2 separate regions of the Mus musculus genome follow, and region 1 is linked to region 2. Evidence: chromatin contacts called from ENCODE Hi-C or POLR2A ChIA-PET data. All regions are on one chromosome and are shown on one strand. Each heading gives the region's core, a stretch centred on a gene start or an enhancer-like site at or near the end of the contact. The rest is flanking DNA. Distances are from core to core; before and after follow the strand shown.

Region 1 (4,054 bases), core at 471-2,970, 70 kb after region 2:
ATGGATTAATATGTGCGATGTGTAGCAAACCATCTGCCACGGAGTTTGACCCAGACTCTTGTTGACACAAAGGTTGCCCGAGTGTCAAGAGGCAGGGTACACTTAGAGCAGAGTAGCTGTATTGTTAGTTTCTTTGTCCCCAGCACAGCAAGTGTGCAGTCTTTTGTTTCTCAAGTGTGTGTAACCTGGGATTCGGATTTAATCACACACACACACACACACACACACACACACACACACACACACACACACACAAGTTTCCTCTGGAAGTGGGTCACAGCTCAGCCACCACTGTGAGCTTTAGCATACTCTTATCCGTTGTTTGAAAACTGATCCTTAGTATAGCCAAACATATAAAAGATTTCTTTCCTTCTAAGATGATACCACAGTGAGCCCCCAGTGGCCTGGACCAGGGATTCCTCTCAGGATGCTGAGCAGATTCAACGGTGAAAGCTGTTTATTGCCTTGGAAGGGTGGCCAGTGGCGTCCTAATCAGTGAGTTCTCAAGTGAAAGCCATGCAAGGAAATTAGCAAAGTCCTCTTCTTGGTTTCTAGTTCCAAATGAGCAGTCCCTTTGTTAAGGAACACGGCTCCTAATACATGCCCTTGGCATGGGAAAGCCTCCAATTTGTCCTCACTCTGAGGAATATCATCCAGGTTCTTAATCCAAGACAAGCCTCTATTTCTTGTCTCTTGCTCTGCTTCCCTCAAGGGCCCCATGAATGCAGTCAGCAGATTCTATGTGAATTAAGTGAAATGGCTGAGAAGACAGGCAACCTTCCCTTTGGTAGGATTATATCTGGCCACTTTTTATTTAGATTTACATTGAAAGCTAACTATTGTCTGTTTGTCTGTCTACGTATTTCCTCAGGGGAGGCTCCTTGAAAGGTGATCCTGAGGCCTCTGTACTGCCCCATCATCTAACTTTTCTAAAAATTTGGAGGGTTCCCGGTCATCAATCGCAAAGCCCAGGCTTTCTGTGTGTGCCGTGTGCGTGCTCACACATGTGTAAGCGAATGCCCCTGAGAACTGCATCCCTAGAGCATCCTTCTGAAGCGCCCTGGTTCTTGTCAGCAACACCTATTTTCACCACAGGCTTGCTCCCTCTGCCTCCTGGCACTTCAGTTTCTGGAATCCACTGATACTGACTGGAGAGTCAAATTTACCACTTAGGTTGTACCCAACCTTTCTAAAATCTGTTCTCTGTCAAAATTGGACACAGGACTGGATCCACACCTGACTTCGTACAATGTCTCTTCTGCTGCTCAGTGCCGTGGAGCCCAGCTTCTGATATCCAATGCCCACAACGATGCTGAGTGCCCCCATCTTCACTTCCTATCTGAAAGGGCATCCATCCGTTTACCCTCCGTTTCCGGTTGGGCTTTAGCTTGTCTTCTGAGCACCCGAGACAGATTTTCACTTTTCTAAAGGATGCCTTTTTGGCACTAATAAAACTTTCATACTTGCCTGCTTAATCACGCCAGCTTCACTGTCCCCTTTTTTACTTTTTGTTTTTGGCTCAGAGGTATATGAACCATCTGTGCCTCTAAAACAGTTTGCTTAAATAGCCTCCAGGCAGATTTTATGGTTTTTAAGTTTTTTACTTTAACCTTCAGCCTGCTGTTAGCCATTTTCATCACAGTGTTAAAATCAGCCTCTTTTGGAAATGACTGTCACTGTGTGATTTTTTTTTCCAGGCACTCCTGGAACCGGAGAGAGGGCTGCCATCCCCGGCTGAACTGCAGGGCCCCCCTCGCAGATCACAGCCACCTGAGGCAGCTGCAGGTGTGGGTAGCCTTGGCGAGGGCCAGCTCCTCCATCTGGCATCCTGAGCAGCAAGGCAGACACCTCTCGTTTGGAATATTCATGTGCACATCACCCAGTTAGGAACCCAGGAAGGCGGCATCTGAACCACTTACCTGCCTGTTTATCATGACATCTCTACAGAGTTATCATCGTGATCCTAGGCTGAAACAAAGACTACAAAGAAAGGAGGGAATCTGTGTCTTCCCACCATACTATAAACACTGTCCTCGGTCACTGCAGCAGATGTGCTATGTCCTTTCCACTTGATTATTGTGGTCCAGTCTGGGGACCTGGGTATCAGTCAGCATTTCTCTGTCCTGGGACTCATTGTCAAACTTCCTGTCTGCTTTAGTAGTAACATAGCTATAGAATCACCACTAGCTATAGATACAACAGAACTACATCTCCTCTCTGAACCCAGTGTGGTGGCACGGGGTACAGACATGTGCCCTTTTGTGGGTTTTTCCATCAAACCCCACAGGTGTCAGGCAGTCATTACCACAGTCTCAAACCACCGAAGTCCCTCATCCTCACCAGTGCATTTTTCAATGCACTCTTGTCGTCTGTTTTCGTTGTTGCTTTCTGATATGTCTGATAGTTTAAACCACTTCTCTTGCGGTTATCACTCTTATCATTTCTTTCCAAATTCCCTTAGTTTTAGGGGTTACAAGCTGTCTATCCTCTACAAAATGAATTAGCTATCAAGAATTTGGCTAACACTATAGACCATGAATCTAAGTGAAAACTCGGGGGAGGCGAAGCCAGCAGGTCAGCCACAGTCTCCAAGATCTTGGGGTAGACTGGGAGGATGAATAAATTCACAAACAAGTGGATACATGAGTTACGGTTCGAGGGACATTTCATTTGCTTGATTTTTTTTTCCCTGTGAGTCTGTATACATACATGTACATGCAATTTGTACATGTACGTTCATGTTCATATGTACATGGAACATATATGTGGGTACATATGCTGCACACAGAAGCCCAAGGACAACATCCTGTGTTCTGCTCCAGGTGCCACTCACATTTTTGTTGTTGTTGAGACAGGGTCTCTCACTGGCCTGGAACTCACCAAATAGGCGAGGCTGATGGGAAGAACTCAATGGCAGAGGAGGGAGACACGCTGCTGTGTCCTCAGCCCAGAGTCTCTTCCTCGCTCTGTCTCTCTCTGTGTGTCTCTGCCTGTCTCTGTGTCTTTCTGTCTCTGTCTTTCCGTCTCTGTCTTCCTGTCTTTGTCTCTGTCTCTGTCTCTGTCTCTGTCTCTCTGTCTCTCTATCTCTGTCTCTGTCTCTGTCTGACAGTTTTTCATCCTTCATGTTCCAAGTCTAGCATCACTCTCTGCCTTCCAGATTTGACTAGTCAAACCCCCCATGCTCTCACAGCACTCTGCTCCACTCCCCATACAGTGAACTTTGCCATCTGTGTCCTCCTTTAACGGAATGTCTGTAATCCTCATGAGGGCAGGAGCCAGGTTGTTGTTGGCCACGATGAGCACAACAAACCACCCCAGTGCCAACTCACAGAAGCTGCTTGACAAATACTTGTTGGATGATTTGTAGATCGATCTGTGAATGGTGCAGCTTTCAAAGCCTCTCTCTTCTAGCCACCCGAATGTGATGTGTCCATGCATCCCAAGTTTTTTGAACACTTCACTTTCCCTTCCCTGTCGCAGACATGGTTAAGCATTACAGAGAAAGTGGCTTTAATGTGTGAAGTGGTGAGCCCTTGAAAGCACAGCCTCATCTCATCACACATCCAGGCCAAAGCATCTGCCTTTCCATTTGCAGGATGGTACCGGGCCAGCCTAACCCAAGCCATTTACACTAATGAAAATACACTATGCACCAGGCTCTCTGATTGAAACCTACCTTTATTACTGTCCGTGAATAGAGAGCAGTAACAACTAACCACATAGTTGTAATCTCATATCCTAGCGTCTGAAAACAGCAAAGAATGTCAACCCTTTAGCCCTGGTACCACACACAGCATTCTAAAACCTGGATTTCACAAACAGCTGGTCTGGAGTAGAGGAGGTTGTTCACTGAAGCAATCCAAGTGCTGACCACAATTTAAACTTTTAATCCACATTTAGATTCCACATTACATCAACCTAACAAGACTAGATAGACACAACACATTCCATGCATGAGGAATTCAACCTCATGACATAACTTGAGATCATGGCTGCCTCTCTACCAGACATGTGCCAGCTCCTGCCATCAGCTGTCACTTGGGTGACCTCTCTC
Region 2 (3,718 bases), core at 183-2,682:
TCTCTCTCTCTCTCTCTCTCTCTCCTTCCCTCCCTCCCTCCCTCCCTCCCTCCCTCTCTCTCTCTCTCTCTGTCTCTCCCTCTCTCTCTGTTTTGCTGGCTGTCTGGAAAAGTCCAAGCTTTTGTGCCTGTGGACCAATGTTAACACAGGCTGGAAATTAAAAAAAAAAAAAAAAAAAACCAGCCCTATCTGTCATTTTGCATCTGTGCCAACCAGAGGCTGCTGGCCCGACCCTGTGTGTCTCCCTTTTGTGGCTCGCTCAGTTCTAAGCCACTCTGCTAGATATCAGGAGCACTAGTAACTGACCACTAAACTACCAGAGCAGGACAGAAGCAGATTCCACTCAGAACGGGCAATGGGGGAGTGGAGAGGCTTGTCACTCAGGCCTTGTCCTCAGTGTCCCCAGCCCACTCCAAACCCACATTACCAGTGTTAATTTTTACCAGGACTTGAAGTCATGCTCGATACATAAAGTTTCAAGAGGATGTGTGTGCCAAGCCTCTAGACAGTGGCTTGTGAGACACCTGTGCACAGCCCAGAGGACATAAGGCAGATGTTTCATCCAGGGTCTGCCAAACTGCTCCAGATCTCATGTTTCGGGGATCCTCTTTTTTGATGTAACTTGGGTTCACCTCAAGTTCACTGGCTTTCCCAATGGTATTACTTAACTTCTTCAAATTTAATATATTTTTATTCATGCTTACTTGAGTGTTGTATTTCTATGCGTGCACGCTTAATTGAGCAGAGTGGGCTGAACAAGCTGAGTTTCCTGCAGAGGGAACACGGCACAGCTTTTCCACTCACCACCGCAGCTCAGCATCCTGACCTCAGCGGCTGACGTATAAATATTCATGATGATACAGGTGAACACAGTGCTGGCTGGCTGACCATCTCATGGAGCTGCTGCTCCTTCCCCTGGGCCTAGAGAAGGCCATCATTTTTATTCAGCCAGCAGACAGCACTGTGGTTTTTTTGTTTTTTTTCCTTCCTCCACGACTTGCTGGGCTGTCATGTTTAAATATGAAAATGTTGCTTATAGCCAAATGTTAGTGACAGCAGCCTGTGGCGTCTATCATGGTTTGCACTCTTACTCTTACTAAAAATAGCCTTGCTCTCTGGATTTCTTCAAGCTCCACATCTGCAGGAAGTTTCTGTTGCCATTGCTGGCCTTTTCCTTTCTTCCCTGAAGATTGCTGTTCTTTGGCTCTGCCAGGATCCTCTCCCTCTCCCCTTCCCTGGGAAATGAATGGCCAATAAACATCCCAGGCTCAGATGTTTTAACAAAGGCCTCACGGGTGTTCCCCATTATTCCCCCTGCCTTGCTTCAGAAGTCTTTAGAACAGAGGGAGGTGGGCAGCAGCAGGAGGCAGAGCCGTTTGACCTTCAGAAGTAAAGCCAGAAGGCTGACAGCACAGCCTGGGCAGGCCGAGAAGCAAACAGGGAGGGCAGGCTTCTGGGACCCTCCATGTAGTGATTCCAAGCACACAGCTGCTCCCACCAGCGGTCTGGAATCACAGTCTACCAATGGGAACCTAAGTAATAATGAATTCATTTAAAAGCTTCCAGGGGGACAAATGGTTAATTCCTTTCAAGGCAAGTATTCAAAATTGCTTTTTATTAATTCTCTCTCCAGCCTAGTGTGTGTGTGTTTGTGTGTGTGTGTGTGTGTGTGTGTGTGTGTGTGTGTGTGTGTACATGCACATGCATGTATGGGGGTGGGGGGAACACTATGGCGGAACCAGTCAGAAGATGGTGTTTGGAACAAGATTTGGGCCTTTAGCAGAGTGAGTTCCAGGACAGCCAGGGCTACACAGAAAAACCCTGTCTCGAAAAATAAAATAAAATAAAATAAATAAATAAACATGTGGGCCTTTAGATATTCTCAGCCCTCTGTAACATTGTCAGAAAGCACTCAGTGAGCCCTTCTGCCCTCCACTTCAGGTCTCTGACTCAGCTACTCAGTGGCAGGTGAGAGACCCTGGGATGTTACATTGTAACCCTATGAAATCTGCTAAAGCCTTCTGAGAAGCCATGCACAAGCTCACAGATTTAAGACTGCATTTTTTTAGTCCTGCCTCCCCTCCACACACTCCCTGATATCTCTGGGGGCCAGTTCCCTCCCAAGTATCCTCCACTGCAGGATCCAGCAAAGATTCCTCTTACAGAAGACACTCCAGAGGGGGTTCCAGAAAAGAACAAGAGTCCAGCTCTGCAGACCCGTGTGGACTGTCCCAGTCAGAGAGCCCCGGGATAGCTCCACTCCTCTGCCGTGAGGAGTGACCATCTTGCCCCTAATACCTGACAGCTGGACAAGAGTCTGATGGAGTAGCTTTGCTCAAGTGTTATCATTGGTTCCCATGGAGCTCAAAAGCTTTGTGACTGTAACAGCCATCTCCATTTGGGAGAGGGGATGTGACTGAAAAGAGGTGACTATGAATATGGTGAGCCGTTTGGATCCCAGCTTGGCTTTATGGTAACTGGACATTTTGTACTTAGAGTGAGGCTTGGGGTTCCATGCAGAACTAAGATGGGGCTGGAAATGAGTTAAAAGTGCAACATGACAGCTGAGACCCATCATGTGTCAGCTATGGCTTGTAGGAGCGTCTCCCAAATGTCCATCATTCAGGGAAATTGCCAGGGTGCTGCTACTGGGAGATGGTGAAACCTTAGGAGCTAGGACCCTATGAGAGACTCTGAGGTCACTGGGAAGCCTTTAAAGGGGACAGTGTGACCCTGTCTCTCCCTCTTCTAGTCCTTTCTGGTTCCTGGAGAAATGTGAACCATTATTGCTCCAGCATAGCCCAGAGCATGGAGCCATTTGACTGTGGACTAGAACCTCCTACACTTTAAGGCAAAACAAACCCTCTTTCTCTTTAAAGCGACTATGTCAGGTGTTTGGTTCTAGTAATGGAAAGCTGATATAGTAACTCTTCAAGGTCTTGACCCACTGCCCAGTCGTCCTTAATGCTTCTGATCTGGTTTAGTCCTTCCCTGCGGCCAGTGATGATGTGAGGTCATGCTCAGCTTCCTCTAGCTATAGGTCTCCTGAGAACCTCTGTTTCCTTCCTTCCTTCCGAGGACACCTATGCCAAGACCATCAGACTTCCCTGATTTATAAGGGCTGGCAATATAAAAGGTAACCTTGTTTAACAGCTAGTACAGACCTTAATGGAGGGAGTTTTGAAGATGGACTATGGTACACAAAGTAGCAAAGATGGCTACTTTAAGATAAGAGTATTGGAATGCCAATTTGCAGTTCTTATCAATCATGTGTTTGGGGGAATTCATAATGCACATATGAACATATCAGTACAGTTGTACATGTTTAAGCTTATAAATAAAAACATATGAGGGTATGCTTGATTTTTAACTTGAGATTATATAATCAAAAACCTACTGAAATTGCAGTTCTGTGAGAGACACATCGGACCTTACTAGAGAATCTTAGGAAACATAATCAAGAAAAATGTCCACTATTAGAGTGAGTCACTGAGCACCACATAGTGTTTACAAGGCTTTAGATTCCAGAGAAAGCACAAAATCAAAAGACAGCTATTACATTTACAGTCCTATATCCCAGCAGAAGACTGAAGAGTCGTGGCTCAAATGTAAAACGTCCCTCACAGGTTACCCAGCTGATGGTTTTGGAAGCTTATGGAATCTTGAGGAGATGGGACCTTCCTAGAGAAAATGGAGCCAACCCTGGGGTCTGGCCTTG

Evidence for each region. Hi-C counts contacts between places; a loop is a spot of excess contacts on that map. ChIA-PET counts read pairs that join two places held with the same protein, here RNA polymerase II (POLR2A).
Region 1: a loop to region 2 is called in a map of T-helper 1 cell, with 2.2 times the contacts of the local background. The contact joins two enhancer-like sites. A Hi-C loop is called at or near these places in 1 of 37 maps with a recorded cell type or tissue (T-helper 1 cell). POLR2A ChIA-PET finds 5 or more read pairs at or near these places in 1 of 5 experiments (Patski).

The regions. Positions count from the first base shown.
Region 1 is chr10:43,112,430-43,116,483 of GRCm38, forward strand. All of the region lies in intron 4 of Sobp (sine oculis binding protein), which reads right to left. Among named protein-coding and RNA genes, the nearest start is that of Gm51799, 50 kb to the right of the region's middle. Within about 2 kb of position 1,721, at least 1 of the 3 ENCODE cell types and tissues checked has a DNase peak (open chromatin) inside an H3K27ac peak, as active enhancers do.
Region 2 is chr10:43,042,311-43,046,028 of GRCm38, forward strand. The region is part of intron 5 of Sobp (sine oculis binding protein); the gene reads right to left. All of the region lies in intron 1 of Gm47815 (a long non-coding RNA gene), which reads left to right. Among named protein-coding and RNA genes, the nearest start is that of Gm47815, 9.3 kb to the left of the region's middle. Within about 2 kb of position 1,433, at least 3 of the 3 ENCODE cell types and tissues checked have a DNase peak (open chromatin) inside an H3K27ac peak, as active enhancers do.